Linked DNA regions of Mus musculus: region 2 is linked to region 1. The links are chromatin loops, found by intact Hi-C in ENCODE. Cell type or tissue: left cerebral cortex. All regions are shown on one strand.

What was found. Peaks named below come from ENCODE experiments on the same cell type or tissue, not always from the same donor. Only the 100,000 strongest peaks of a DNase experiment are listed, where the experiment ranks them.
Region 2: a loop joins it to region 1, with 7 times the contacts of the local background. A loop is called at or near these places in 27 of 42 quality-filtered maps.

What each region holds. Positions count from the first base shown.
Region 1 is chr1:194,614,018-194,622,017 of GRCm38, reverse strand. It overlaps Plxna2 (plexin A2), which reads right to left and starts at 2,189. Exons shown (of 32, transcript NM_008882.2): 1 at 1,621-2,189. In left cerebral cortex, CTCF peaks have their summits at 2,194 (motif pointing left), 2,882, 3,098 (motif pointing left) and 5,338 (motif pointing left); DNase peaks (open chromatin) are centred at 2,873, 3,102, 4,340, 7,864 and 4 more places; H3K4me3 peaks cover 3,087 bases; H3K27ac peaks cover 3,327 bases.
Region 2 is chr1:194,813,355-194,821,354 of GRCm38, reverse strand. It overlaps Plxna2 (plexin A2), which reads right to left. Exons shown (of 32, transcript NM_008882.2): 32 at 4,486-8,000. Among named protein-coding and RNA genes, the nearest start is that of Mir3962, 4.6 kb to the left of the region's middle. In left cerebral cortex, a CTCF peak has its summit at 4,272; a DNase peak (open chromatin) is centred at 4,281.

The sequences.
Region 1 (8,000 bases):
GTGATGTCAGGTAGAAGACAAACAAAAAAGCAACCTCCTGGGGTACGGGGCAAGATTCCACTCTGTTTCCTTGGTTCCCTGCCCTCTCTCAATTTTCCACCCCTAGGCCACCCAGCAGAGATCACAGGTAATTACTTCCAATGATGCTCTGTGGGGAGAAGAGAAGTTAATGAATTCTTCTATCTTCCTGCCTGGAGGTCAGCGGATGGAGGGCTGCTTGCAACTGTAGGAGTTTTCCAGGGTGATTACACAGAAAGTTGTGCATTTCAATTAGGAACAGCTGAATTCCTCCAGCCAGGGTTAAGCTCCTCTAGGAGCACGGGTTCTTACTGGAAAGCCCCAACATTCATAGTCAGCCCAGAGCGAAGAATGAAGTTTCAAGATCTGGAAAGAGACTGAGTATGACAGGCCTGCTATTGTGTGGAATTGCAGAGAGCTGAACCTGACTCCAGGTCTGTTGAAAGCAGCCATCTCAGTATTGTCTGTGTTCTAGCCCAGATACTCAACTGTACAGACCTGGTCCACTGCAAGGATGGCTGTGTCTCAAAATGTCTAATCCCCCACAGATGGCCTTCAGAGACATCTGGTAGCCTCACTCCCCAAAGCCATCCACCTCTGTCTGTTGTGCATATGAGTGGCTAGAGAGTTAATCTGTCTGTGATCTTGGATCTTCACTGAACATTCTTGCCCTCAACAACTACTCTCCTTTCCAGATGGTAGGGACTGACCTGTTCTCCCAAGTTGCACCCCCTCCCTCCCCCCAGCTTTTTCTCCCTCTTATCTCTACTTGAGCTATTTGAAGAGATAGCCCTTCCTAGGGCAAGGGTCATGTTAAACAGGTGGGCATTTTTGAGGGCCCTAGGAATGACATTTTCAGCTTTTGACATACAGCTCAAGATGAACATTTACGAAGACTACCTATGAGTAAAAGAAACTGGAATTTTCTAAGATCCTATCACTTCGTGAGGTAGGGCAAAAAAGAGTACATGGAGGGAAATGAGCTTTAAGGAGCCTCTTGGACTCTGGACAAACTCCCACTTCAACCAGCACCACTGTTGCTCAAACCAAGGGGGCTGGCCCCAGCTGGGCACTATGCCATGGGGGATGGGGACAGGAACACTTAACTACAGTGCTTCCAAACCGTTCTCACAGATTCCCGGAACGCACGCAAAGGATGCCTTCTCCTTCCCGGTGATTCCCAGTCTACTGAACCACTGGAACAGCCAGCGGCCACCCGGGACTACACTGCCTGGTGAACGCCCCCCAACCGGCCTCCGGCCATAGTCGCTCCAGGCTATCTTGCTAGTGCCACGGAGGCCCTCTCTGGGCTCCAACCCTGGGACGACCTCGTCGCTCAGGCGCTCCCCAGAGCTGCAGACAGCCGGCAGGTGCGCGCTATAAGCGCGCCACGGAGCGCCGGAACCACCAGAGCCGCTGGAGTCTATGGCCCGGAAGCCTGGACAGGAGACTGCAGCTGCGAAAGTGGCGGATCACGCGCGTATACTCGCCGCCACAACCAAGCCGGGGCCGGGGCCGGGACCCCAAGGGGACCTGAGGAGGCTGCGCCGGAGGAACCGCCGCGGGAGCGCGCTCGGGGAAAGGGCGGAGGGCGCTGCTTACCCAGCTCGGCAGTGTCTGTCTGTCCCTGCGTCCCCTCTTCGTCCGCTCAACTGGCGGTTGCCCAGGGCAGCGTGCGCCCAGTCCTGCCTGACGGGAGTCACACTGGCAGCCAGTTCCACATGTAACCCAGGATCATTAAAATCCTCGGCCCGCGCCGGCCGCTTGCCTGTATTCCTGGGGTGGCCCCCGAATGGTTCCTCGCGTCTTCGTCCCAGTCGCTTGTGCGCAGGGACCCGGTTGTGAAGGGGCGTGGGGTCCCGCAGGGTCCCTCCGGGGCGGCTCAAAGCCGGGTGTCTTCAGTTTTCTCCAGCACGACTTTCCGGGCTGCTCTGACATCAGCGATCCCGCGCTTCCTTCCCTTCTGCTCCTGGCTTGCTCGGCCCTATTTCCTCCAGGAACCGCTGCCAGCTCTGTCTGCGACCGGGCCCATAAGCTCCCCGCGGCTCCACGGCTCACGGGTCCACCAGATCTGATCGCTCGTCTTCAGCTGAAGGATCCCAGCAGCTGCTCCAGCCGCCCCCACTCGGCTCTGCGCGGACAGTGCTGCGCGCAGCGCGGCTCAGCTCAGCTCCGGTGGCGGCGCCCTCAGCCGGCCTCCTATATTACCGCTCAGCTCATTATCATAGAGGCCGCGTTAACCCCCTCCCCGCCCACGCGCCCCGCCCGCGCAGACCGAATACCCTAGCTGGTCCACCCAAGAACCCGGCAGAGCTACGGCTCTGCAGGCGTTCTGCTCGCTCAGTTTGGACCACCAGACACTGTCAGTAGTCAAGGGCCCAGAAAGGTTGTACCAGGGTCTAGGGACTCATGTCTTGGGGCCTGGTAAGCCAGCTGGCTAGGCTTCGGGAGGGGATCAGAGTGATGAGAGCACCCCATCCCCTCGCGTGGCGTCACCTGTCACCAAGCAAAGCCTCCCCTCCTTTCTCTTCACCTGTGAGCTAGGGGTGAGTGTGGAGGGACATATATTACTGATGGGCTTGAGATGGGGTGTCGGATTTCGGAACAGCAAATTTCTCTACCCTACAAATTCTAGAAAGCCAACGAGCTGTCAAAAGAGGTTTGAAGTTGTTGATAATTATTTCTACATTTTAAAGAGGAGTCTGGCTTTGCATCTCCGGTTTCCTGTTCCATTGGAAAAGGAGGTAGGGGCTGACTCGGGTGGGTGCTGTGGAAACCATAGTACCAGGAGCGTTTGCATTATCCAGACCCGCGAGCCCGCCTCGTACTGGAGGCAGAGGGTAATGGCTAGAAGATTAAGACAACTTTAATATCCCCAGAAAAGAGGATTTTTCAGTCCTGGTTGCTTCCGCGCTCACGGGTCTTGATTCCTTGGTTCGTAGTCTGTGAATCTGCAACTGCGGCTACGGCTTTCCCGCGAGGGCCTGTGCAAGCTATACCCCTGCAAGGTCTCAGGGTCTTCGAATTCCCCGATGGAGATTGAACACACCGAGTTTACTCAACACATCAAAGTGTCTGACAAATGTCCCCTACTGCCCTCTTGTGGCCATACTCTTCACCGGTATAAAAAGAAAGAGGGATGTGGGATGCTTCTGAAAGCATATAAAAACAGTTGACTGAATTCTCAGTAGGAGAGAGAGAGAGAGAGAGAGAGAGAGAGAGAGAGAGAGAGAGAGAGGAAGAAGAAGAAGAAGAAGAAGAAAGAGGAGGAGGAGGAGAAGAGAAGAGAAGAGAAGAGAAGAGAAGAGAAGAGAAGAGAAGAGAAGAGAAGAGAAGAGAAGAGAAGATCACTTTCATCAACTATATTAGAGACACGGGATTTTGGGATGTAGAGTTGGCTGTTTGGTAGTTTGGTTGGTTTGGTTTTCTTCACTATGTATCTCTGGCTGTCCTGGAACTCCTTACTACAAACCATAGTGGCTAAGACCTCACAAAAATGTGCTTGCCTCTGCCTCCCAAGTGCTAGACTCAAAAATATATGCCACCACACTGGATACCTGGTCCAATTAGCTATTCTTAAAAACAAAACATGGTTACCTCATTTAAAAACTCTTAAATTAATCAATTCATTAATTGCCTAAAATTTGTTTCCGGTAAGTTTCACTAGCTGTTGCCAATTTTGTCCTTTGGAGCCACAAAGAATCTGAATTCTGTGATGCACACCTATCTTGTCCTTTGAATTTATGTAACATTTATTTTTGATAAAATGCCCAGTGATTCTCACATTTATTCTTCCTCTATTATTGTTTATGTCTGCATGTGAGTGTGTCTTCCCTCTTTACACAAATGATCGTTATTCTTTATTTCTGAGTACGCTGGATTGAAGGCACAATTTGTTAAGGAAGATAAAGGGAAGGTGCTATCAGATTCTGTTACACTTTTGCCATGTTTTTAATGAGAGGAACAACAGTCTAGCCAGCTTCCCCTGAGACCATCCTTAGTAGAGCAAGGTAAGTGATAAAGCTCTCTGTTGAATATAGGGCCTTTAATTCTAAATCAAGTGCTGTATGACTATGTGTGTGTTGTGTCTTATCTCTTGCCTCTTCTCAGTGCCTCAATTTAATCTCATTTTTGAGATGATTACAATACAATTTAAATAATTTCAGTTACACATCCCCACCCCTGTGATCTAGAAATAAACCCTTAAATGAAGAATGGGGGGTACATTAAATGAAAGTGACTCCTCCACATATACCCATCCTGTTCTTTTCTCCCCACACTTGCCCTGCCTGTCATGAATAAAGGAAGAGAGAGGGAGAGTGTGGGAGAAAGAACACCTACAGACAGATCACACTGCAGGCTGGGTGACATGATGCCACCCTACTCCCACATTGCCACTGAGCATCATCTGAAAATGGAGCCAGTTAAGGATGTGACTTCAGAAGCCTAATCTATGAGGTACCTGGAAGCAGCACCCTTGTCTTTCCTAGGTGACCCCAACTTTCCCATTTCTAAGATGAGATTCTAACTTGAAATCTCCAGGAACCTGGTAGGTTAAAACCAGATGTGGAGGTATTTGAAGAATTGATAGTATCCTTAAAATGGAAAGCTGTTGATATGAATCTTATTAGTTGTTGTGTGACAAAACTTTTCATAGGTAGATGCAACACACATCTACTCACTCCAGCTAGGGATCTCTTGACAATCCAAAGCACAGACACTACCAAAGTCCAACTTGGTGAACCAATGAGTTTTGTTGGGGTTGCTGACAGAAGTATGAGAGAGAGGTGACCTACAGGCAGAAATTACTCAAAGCAGCTGCATCACCAAGGTCTGCTCCAGCACAGATGCCAGCTGGGAAAGCCTGGAACACAGTGCACAGCCTGCAGCAGCCCAGCAGGTTGGAAGTGTCCTTTCCAATCACTCTGGCCTAAACCTCTTCAGCACTCAGCTGGTTTGACTCTTTGCAGCTCAGTTTCCTCCCATCTGAAGCAGGCTCTCTCGGCTTTTATTGCTTACTCTGGCAGACAGACACCTAGTGGATCTAGTCAGTTTCAGGGACTTCCTGAAGCTATTTTGAGTTATTTACCTTCCTGCATAAGGAGGGTCCTACAGGATGGAATGTTTTTGTTTGGGAGAAGACTGTTACACAACATTAGATAAGCACATAGTTACACTTTAAGAATTAAGATAATTGTGAGCTGGAGAGATGGTTCAGTGGTTAAGAGCACTGACTATTCTTCCAAATGTCCTGAGTTTAATTCCCAGCAACCACATGGTGGCTCACAACCATCTGTAAAGGGATCTGATGCCCTCTTCTGGTGTATATGGAAACAGCTACAGTGTACTCATATAAATAAAATAAATCTCAAAAAAAAAAAAAAGTTAAGATAATCAATAGAACCCATGCATGGCACTGCTCTGGTGGCCAAGAACATGAGACAGGATAGGCCATGATGGGCCTAGATGAAAACCAAACACTATTGTTCTGCTCAAGGAGCATAGTAACAAAATTATTTCTACTGACATTCTGTTATACCAAAGCACGTATTAACTCACAGAGACTGGTAGCATGCATAGGGCCTGCACATGTTCAGTCCAGATGGGGTCCCTGTCCTAAGAAGGGGAAGTAGACAGAAACTTCCACACCCAACAAAGAAGCTATCTCCAATTATCATTCACTTGCAAATTAGAGCTGTTGGTATTCTAATGCTAATTGTGTCCCCCCAAACTGCTTGCATGAGAGGGTCTGCAGTACCTTCTGCAACAAATGCTCCCAATTAATTCTGATTGGTAAATAAAAATGAAAGCAGCCAATAGCTGGTGAGAAGAGAAAGAGGTGGGGTTTTGTGCTTGGGACCTTGAGGAGGAGGAGGAGGAGGAGGAGGAGGAGGAGGAGGAGGAGGAGGAGAAGGAGGGAAGAGAGCAGAGCTGCCTTGTAAAGAGACCAAGAGAATGCAGCCCAGAGGGTTGCTCAATTGGGTCTAGAGCCAAGATAGAACATAGAAATTAGTAAGTAGTAACTCAGAATTATCAGTGGGAGGTAGATTTAGCAACATGGAGGCTAGGCGGTGGCCAGCTATTGTGCTGCTTAAGGCATATTAAAATATAATGACTGTGTTTGTGTTTTTCATTCGGGAACATAAACCATTGAGGCGGGTAGTAATCCCACACCGGGATTTATTAAAAATATTATTACTACTGCAAAGGAAAAATTTGTTTTCTCCAGTGAAGCCTCATTGGGTATATTAACCATATTTAAGGGTAGTTCCCATGTCCAGCAGGAGATGGCCAACACAAAAGGACCTCAATAGTATTTTTGTAAATGTGTCTCATTTTGCTTTGTTTTTGTTCTTTTGTTTTTGTTGTTGTTGTCTTTTAAAGTTTTTTGTTTGTCTTACTGACCTTTTGCTTGTATAACATGGCTTCTGGTTTCTTAATGGGTTTTGTTTGTTGTGTGCCTTATTTTTTTGTTTTGTTTTAATTTTTTTCTTTTTGCCCTTTTTTGTTTTCTAAAGAGAGAGAAAGAAAGGATATGAAGTTGGGTGGGTAGGGAGTTGTAAAGAATTTGGTGGGAGTTGCAGAAGGGGAAACTGTGATCAGAATATAATATATGTAAAATTCAATAAAAAAGAATTAAGATCATCACTGTTGGCTCCTGAGTTTTACAGGTGACAGTAATGTCCATAGCCTCAAGCCTTTAAAGGTGCTGAGCTAACCTATCTAGACCATCATTCATTTGACCACAAAGTAATAAGAGCAACTTTATTATATTTCTTCCTTCAGTAGAACTGTATATAGTACATAATTATCTCTTTAGAACACTTACAATTTTAGTTGATACATAATAATTGTACATATTTATAGGGTGTAATGTGACATTTCACTATATGTAACATGTCATGATCAGATTAGAGTAATTAACATATTGTCACCTCAAACAGTTATTATTTATTTTGCAACACATAATAAATTATTGTTAACTGTAGTAGCCGTACCATGCTATAGACTCTCCTATCCAGCTATAACTGTGACTTAGCCAACTCCTCCATCACCCTCTAGGTTCTGGCAGCCACTTTAGGACTTTCTACTTCTGTGAGGCCTTTGCACACGTTTTTCTGTGCCTGACTTCACTCAGTTGACATAAAATGCTCTGAGTACATGGACTGCCACAAATGGGAGGCTTCCATTCTTAAGTGGCTGAGTGGCATTCTATTTTTCTGTATAAATAGCCAACAGACTCCATACCCCCATGCTCTGCTGGCTTTCTGGGGATTCAAGTTCTCTTTATCTATCTGGCCCCTGGTATTTCCTTCTCATCCTGCCCAGTTGATGTGAAATCTTAGCCCTTGGGGGACTTGCCAAGCTTGGGGGGGAGTGGGAGGTGCTCACGAGTGACATCTATAGTCCAACACACTTTTAGGCAAGTGACAAGTATTTAATAAATACCCATCAAATAAAGGTTTTTCTAATCTTTGGAAATTGTTGCAAGTTCCAAGGAATTCATACCCACTGTGCCACACAGTGATCTCTAAGCCTTACCCTGACACAGTCATGAGTAGCTACATTGCTGTTCCTGTCCCCAGGCCTTTTCTTTCCCTGTCACCACATGACTGACATAGATAAGATGATGAGAAAAGTAAGAGAGAACAGGAGGTTATCTTCTAGGAAGAGACCAGCAAGCAAGCCTGTATGCTGGGGGAGGATGGTCCCAAATGGGCAGCTAGCCCATCCCTATGGGAGTTCTCTCTGTCATAACAGCAGCCTCAACCCCACACACAGATGCCAGTTCGGTAGCCCCTTGGATCATAGGAGGAGGTATTTTTGGTATTGGAAGCCAGCCACACTTTGGCAGGCTTTCTACATTAAGTCTGTTCCTCTGCAAGCTGGGGGTGGCAAGTGTCAATGTTTAGCATGGAATTGCTGCCCGGAGCGTGTGTATGCATATATCAAGGGGCCTGGAGTGAGATGGGGGCTGGGAT
Region 2 (8,000 bases), 200 kb before region 1:
GCACTTCATTCGTGTTCAAGAGAGAAAGGTACGGTGGCAAAGCAGGTTTGCCTGAGGTGCACCACAAAGGCTGTGGGGAATTTGAAGCATGGGGTTGGTGTGGTAGTGACCCACAAGTGGGAACTTAGCAAGTGGGTGGAGAGATTTCAGAGCACTGAATCAGAGTCTCCATGAGATAAAAACATGGTTGGCCATTGCCTGCTAGTGCATTGCCAGCCAGGCCGTGGGGCAGATAGTTGTCAGCACAAACATGGGAATGTGCCTAGTTCTTTTTAATATTTCCCGCAACAGTTAGGGTTTTACTTCTGTGAACAAATACCATGACCAAGGCAATTCTTACAAAGGACAATATTTAATTGGGCTGGTTTATAGGTTCAGAGATTCAGACCATTGTTATCAAGGCAGGAGCATGGCAGAGTCCAGGCAGGCATGGGGATGGAGGAGCAGAAAGTTCTACATCTGGTTCCAAAACAAACAAGAGAAGACTGGTTTTTAGGCAGCTAGGATGAGGGTCTTAAAGCCTGCACCTACAATGACACACTTCTGCCAATAAGGCCACACCTACTCCAACAACACCACACCTCCTAATAGTGCCACTCTCTGAGCCAAGCATATTCAAAACACCACACTTTCATCTCTTCCTTTTCCCTGGCTACTTTACAGTGTCCATCCTGCTGAGTTCCATGGCTGAGTGTGTGCTGAAGAATGCTTGCATATACAGTAAGGATAGAAAACAGAAGTAAAGGCCTGGTCAGGAGAAGGGAGGGGAAAGCATACTGTATAATAAAGAATTCTATGGAGTAGGTTACTTACTGTTCAAGACTGTGACTGAGATCACAAAAAAGCCAGAATTTAAAAAATATTCCACATTTATTGAATACTACTGATTATAATCTAATCTGTCATTTTGGTAAACAAATTGTGCACATAATTTTCTTCTTGTGTAATCACTGCGAACTGGTTACAGTTCCTTTTCTCCACTTGAAGTTGTTGTATATTCATATAACTTTATTAACATAATCCTCCCCATTCAGATTTTAATGGACTATACATGGCATTCAATAAGGGTGACAATCCATAGTTTAGTTGAAAGAAATATTAGGAGCTGTATTGAGTGGGCACGAGCAGACCAAAAGTGAAGAATTTTCTCATGGGGAGGGGAGTATTTTCTTTAAAATTTATTATTATTATTATTATTATTATTATTATTATTATTATTACCTTTTCTGGTTAGCCTCTAGTACAGGCATATAGAGTGCTCCAATATGGCACCCTCTGTGAATCTGGAGTTGAAGAAGACCTTCACAGAGGTTCAAGCCAAAGCTATTGATACTCAACAGAAGGTGAAACTTGCAGACATACAGATTGAACAGCTAAACAGAAAGAAAAAGCATGCACAATTTATGGACATGGAGATTATGACACTGGTAGATGAGACTAACGTATGAAGGTGTAGGAAGAATGTTTATTCTACAGTCCAAGGAAGTAATTAACAACCAACTGTTAGACAAACAGAAAATAGCAGAAAAAAATTAAAGATATGGAGCAGAAAAAGGTCTAACTGGAGTGAAACGTTAAGGAAGCTGAGGGAGAGATGCTGATGGCAAGAAGGGTACAGTGGGAGCTGCTGGGAAAGTTCTTCCCTTCTGACCCCTCCCATTCTGTCCAAGCAGGAGCTGTGCAGGGCACTATCCTCCCTCTGCCCAGCAGCCACATATCTCTATCACACTGAACCCCTTCAGGTCCCAACTGAATGTCTGCCATCCTTGCCCATGATAATCTTCTTTCCTGGGTCAAACCAGGAGCTCTCAACAAAGGGAAGACTGGAGACAGATGGAGAAAACTGGCCAAGTCTGTCACTAGGCATGTGGATTAGACCAGGTTAGACCAATAAAAAGCTATGTCTTACTCTAAAAAAATTATTATTATTTATTTTTGTTTTGTTGGTATGTATGTATATGACATGTGTATATAAACACATGTGTGCCAAGTCACACACGAAGATCAGAAAAAAGAGGCTTGTGTGGCAAGTGGTTTGGTTTGGTTTTTGGTTTTTTTTTTTTTTTGGTTGTTTTGTTTTGTTTTTTAACTTGATGAATTATCTTACAGGTTCCAGTGTTTTAAAAAATAATATTACAGTCTTAAAAAATTACCAAATCTATTAAAAGAATGGAGGCAATTTTAGGCAAGCTTTTCATTACATTTAAAATCCATGATGCATTTTAATAGCTTTGAGATAGCTATTCTCTCTTAGATCTTCTAGAGATCTAGAATTGTTGGTGCACAGATTTACAAACTTGAAAAGTAAGTGAAGTACTCAGAAAATGACAGATATAATTTATGTAGTCATTAAACTGGACACTTGAAGGAACTAGCTCCAGGAAAAGAATTCAGCCTAGAAATTGCCCTTTCCTCCTGGAGAGTTTGATCCTGCAGTTGTTTGTGGTTTTATCTGTCTTCTGAAATACTCACAAAGCTGTAAATATTGTAAGACAATTTGCTTTAAGAGACCTGGGTTTAGGTGATATGGGAAATAGAATAGTACAAATGGCTGTTCTTAGAATCTTTCTTTGAAGAAGACAGAGCCCATGCTAGGGATTGAGGCACACCAGCTCTGACCTGACTTTAGTTTTTGTTTTGGTTTACTTTGTCTTTTTTTCAGGATGCTTTTGACACAGATGAGAAGGAACTGTGTCATCTTGGGGTACTGAGGCTAGAGTTTTGCAGCTGTGAAGTGTTAAATACTAAGTAATATTAAATGTTTTAGGATTGTTATTTCTTGCTGAGCCTTCAATTATCTTCATTGTAAACACCATTTTAATGCTGACTATGAATGATTTAAATTTATGAGTAGGAAGTCTTTTTACAGAACCTGCCTTTATGCCTGACATCCTTGAACGAGAAACTGTCCTGAAATAGGCCCTTTAAGGGCAACTGGACAAACTGACTTCACGGAACTCCACTAGCTTTGGACACATTAAAATCACTCTGAAAAAAACTATAACTACAGCTGAAAATGAGTTCTAGCCATTGAGACCTGGGTTTAGGTGCAAGGTCAGTCCATGAGCAGGCAGTAACAGAAGCCGGTGTTAGCTCACCAGGGCTACTGTATTGTGTGTCACACCTTCATAGACATGGTGGACAGCAGAGGATGACAAAATGGGGATATGCCCTTCAGACAAGCTATGGTATTGAACACAGTGCACACTGTTTCCACTCAGGCCTCGGCACTGTACTGTCCTTTCATTTCAGGGGAGGAGAGGGGGAGTGAGAGATGAATGCACAGGAATACAAATACATAAAAAGCACTACCAGTTGCTGAGTACTGGGTAGAAAATCTCAAGAATTATTTCTTTGAGCCTGTTGAGGTGGTATATACCTAAAATCCCAGTACTCCCTGGCTGTATGTATGTATGCGTGTGTATATATATATATATATATATATATATATATATATATATATATATATGTGTGTGTGTGTGTGTGTGTGTGTGTGTATGTATATATATATATATATATATATATATATATATATATGAATATCTATATACTAAAATGCTCTCGTTTCCAAAATTCTGTTTAATGAGTACTAGGGTTCTTTATGTGTGTTGGATGTTCAAAGTCAGGGATACCCTGCTTCTCAGAAAGTCCTTCTGGTCCTGTTTTCTAATAGAAAAGGATGAGAAACTCCTGAGTACACTTGGCTGGGACAGGTTCTTGAGTCATTCTCATCTAATGTATCTCACCAGTAAGAGAGTGAAAATGTCACACATCACCGAACTGCAGGATAAAAACAGGAAAATAAGGGTAAAGGGAGGGTCATATCACCCTCAGTTTAGAGGGAGTTTGAAGATTTCTTCTCTTCAGGCTCATTACAGAACAGTGGAAGTTCTCCTGCTTCTAAGATCCATTTTTTTTTTCTGTTCACAACTCCCCAATCAGGGGCTGTCTTCATATTCCTCCCCTGGGCTGGATCTAAAAGTACTCACCATCTGGCATCTTTCACTTTATTCACTTTTAATTTCTGAAGCAAATATGAACACCACTATCTATCTCAATGCTTAACGGAAAGTCTCCCTCAGAATCATCCTAAGCAGTAGGAGCAAGGGCCAGGCTTCTCTCATTCACATTTCATCCTAGCACTTAATCCATGAGTGAGTGTTGTTTTTGGAAGGGCTGGTCCTGGGGAGAGAGGTGACACTAGTCTAAGAACTCACTCTGGAAAGGAGCCTATAGCCTCCCCAGAGGCAAGCTGTATTCTGAAGTCCTGGGGCTAGAGGGCAGTGTTCATCCACTGACATGCCTGGAGCAGGCAGTGTATGCACGTGTGTGATGAAGATGGCTAGACATGAATAAGCTCTGGCTCCACAGTTTTCTCAGATTCATTCACAGCAACTCAGTTGCTCTTTCTGACTATCTGCTTCTTGTATAGACCCCAAAATTATTCTATACCCATGTGGCCAAATAACTGTGCTTATATGAAGATTTAAGATTTTTTTTTAATCCAGTAATCTTTATTTATATATAACAACAGTACAAATTGTGTCCTTGGCTTGCAAAATAGGAGTTTCATATTTACAATAGGTACATGATAATATATTAGATAACAAAACCCCGCTTTATTGGAACATTTTAAATACTTCATTTTCTTATTATTTCATAACACCTGTAAAAACAACAAAACCAGACAACCAGCATTGTACTTTCTTAAAAATAGATATAATACAGATTCCAGTGTGTCATGGGGAAAGGTCTGAGTAGGAGAGGATGAGGAGAGGCAGCTTGGCTCAAGGCCTTCATGTGCCTGCATAAAGAGCTTGTCCCTTTCTCTCCCATACATTCAGGAACTTTGGTCCTGTTTGGTGGGGACCACACTTCTTTATGCGTGGATGTCAAAATGGAGACCAAGCGTGTCAAAATGATGACCTTGACTGAGTCTCAAAGAAGCTTCTTACTGCCTTCTCTGTGTTCCTAGGGACAGAGGCAGGGAGGAGGCAGCTCAGTCTGGGGAGATGGTATGGGAGAGGAGAGTGAGTTGTGAGCCTGTGCAAGGCAGGAGACTCTCTATTTTGTTTATTGTGTTGAGGCCTGTCTGACAGGCATTGGCCTTGCTTGTCTCTTGTAACATTCCCTAGACTAGCTAGAAAGTACCAAGAGAATTTTACTTTTTATTATAAGTGTCACTGGGCCTTAGATACTAAATCTTCACTCTAGGGAATGAGTAGAAAAGATAGAAGGAAAAGAGATATGGAGTATGAAACAGATGCCACTATTCTATGAGCACATTCCTAAGACAAGGCATCAGGAGGACCTGACCACCTCTTCCAGCCTTCTTCCCACCATAAGATCTGCCCCATGCCCTAGGTCCCTGAAGCCACTTTGCATTTCCTCACCCTCCTGGCCCTCTGTATCTCAATTCTTCACTGTCTTTGTCGAGGATTCAGGGCTCTTAGCTGTGACACAATGTGGTTGGAAAGGGTCCTTTTTGAGTAACTGCCAGCTTAGTATTGCCAGGCAGCAGGTGAGATTACAGATTTGGCAGTTGTGCAGTGTCTGAGAACTGGATAGCTAGAGGCTTCCAGCAGTCTCTGCTTGTTGTATCAGGACTGCTAGCAGCCTCCTCTGCTTTTATCTCATGTGCAGCAGGCCCAGGGGCCTTAACTGCTAATTTCTATTTTCATCCTGGTAGAACTGAAGGAAGGTCAGGAGCATAAGCAGCAAGGTTGTGCTGACTAAAGAGGTGGTAGCAGTGTGTGTGTGGGGGGGGGGGTCAGCCTTCTTCCTTAATGACACCCCATTTTCTATGCACCTAGTGTTTTCTGCTGGGGAGGGTGGGAAAACCATCCTGCTGCTATATTGGTGGTAGGTCTAGCAGCTTGGAGAATCTGCATTTGCTGAAAGAAGGACCTTTGAGGTCTTATTCACCCTGGTCTGTAGGACCTTTAAGAACTTGGCAGACGATTAGTACTTAGGATTGTTCTCCAAATGAATGAGTGAAGGACACAGTTCCCTCTTTCGGTATGATCACAGTGTGCCCATGAGTTCAATGACTGCACTCTATAAAGAAAGAGGGATCAGAAGTAATTTTGAGATTCAAACCACAGAAAGAGGTAGAACATCAGACACAGAAGTGCCTGATCCACACAGAAGGCAAGAGGTGTTGTTCAGTTGAGGGATAAATCTTAATACAGTCCTCTAGAACTCTGTCTTGCCAAACCCTCTGCAGTCCTATTCCTTTCCTAGAGAATTGCCTTTTGTGTAGATCAATGAAATAAAGTAAAGCTAGGTAGGTTTAAGAGAGAATTCATGCCTCCCCAAAGATAAATGGCTTTTTGAGGGGAAGGGTGGTAGCTTTAACTTTTTTTTTCTTTTTAAACAAAAGGCCAAAATATCTTCAAGTTGGATAACAGCAAGAACAGTGACCAATCAACTTTCTCTCCTCTCCACCAGGGAGTAGACTATCAGTGACTAGTAAACTAAAGCAAAGAACTGGTGGAATGATAGGTAGAAAGCTAAAATGAGAGCAAGACTCTACAATAACTCACCCTCCTGGCATGGCATGGCCTCTCTCTAGCTGAATTTTCCTCCTTAGTTTTTCTATAATTGTGCCCCTTGGCCACTCTTCTTTTTCAGCCCAAGTTGTCCAACTCATGGAATCCTTAGCAAAGTGTCTAGACTATCTTTCAGGTTGGCCCTTCTCCCTTCATCTACATTCTTTGATTTGCTCTCTTCCCATCATTCTCTCCATACTCTCCAAACATCTTCAGTGAAGCATGCCAGAGGCAGTGAACGGGTACCATAAGTGGCTGCTGGGATATACCAGGTAGGCACACTGAAAAGGGTGTGGGTAAGATACTGTTGAAAGGGATGTAAAACATTTTCTTTTTTTTTTACTTCTTGATGAACAGCACTCTCGACATCAGCCTGAGCAGTAGCAGCTGCTCAGAAAGTCTTTAACGGTGCTGAGATGGAAAAAAAGGCGAGCCAGAGTTATCCTGTCTTCTGTTCCTATTCTTGTTTTGACTATATCATTTCTTTCATTTTCAAAATTCTAAGTTCTAAGATGATAAGCTTTGGGTGATATGAGGAGCAAACACTTTGGCTTGGTGTGAAAGGCCAGTCATTAGTTTTTTTTTTTTTCCAGGATATTAATATGGCCCCGAAAACTTTAACATGAGTAGATTATCAGAAGAAAAGTGGCCTTGGCATGGCTGGTTGTGAATCATCATAAAATCAGCAAGTTTCCTGAGTATTTTGCTGAATGCTTTTCTCTCTCCACTTGTCAGTTGCATTCAGGCAAGAAACAAGCTGAACAGCCCAGACAGCTTCAGCTATATGTGAGACAGCTATCTGAAGATATATACATTCCATGGAAGCCGCCTTCTTGGCTTTTCTTCTTTGCCCTGTGCAGGCAGTCAGATCTGGTGAGCAGAATCTCAGATACTGGAATCAACTGGAAAAATCAGCTGAGGCCTGAGTTAATTGTGAAGGAAGTAACCCAGGGCCAGTCTCTGTTGGGATAGTTAGCTCCATTTCCCAGCCCCATTTTCCAGTCTGGCATTCCTGACCCCTTAAAAAACAGATTTATGCCTTCTTAGGGGACATATGTTCACCATTCCCTCATGCCCACCCTTTGTCATCCTCTTGTCCTCCTCCCTAGAAACAGATGCTAATTGCAAAGCTGTTGGAGTTGGCTGCTAGGGGTCATCCCAAGGCAGGAGGACTAAATTCCCTGAGGGCTTACCAGTTGAATTTCTTGTCCTGCTACAACAGAGCTTGCCTCTGGGCCCAAGGATGGAGCCTTGGCCTCTGCTTGGAAGCTATACTCAGGAAGGCTGGCCATCTATGGCATTAGGTATCAGGAGACAGAGGGACGAACAGGTGCCTTCTCAGAAGTAATACACTTTCACATCCATGGTTTCATGACAGACAGAGATGATGGTCATTTCTACTGAGGCAAACGCAGATGCCCAGTTGGTCAGGGGCTTCTGGTTATGAGT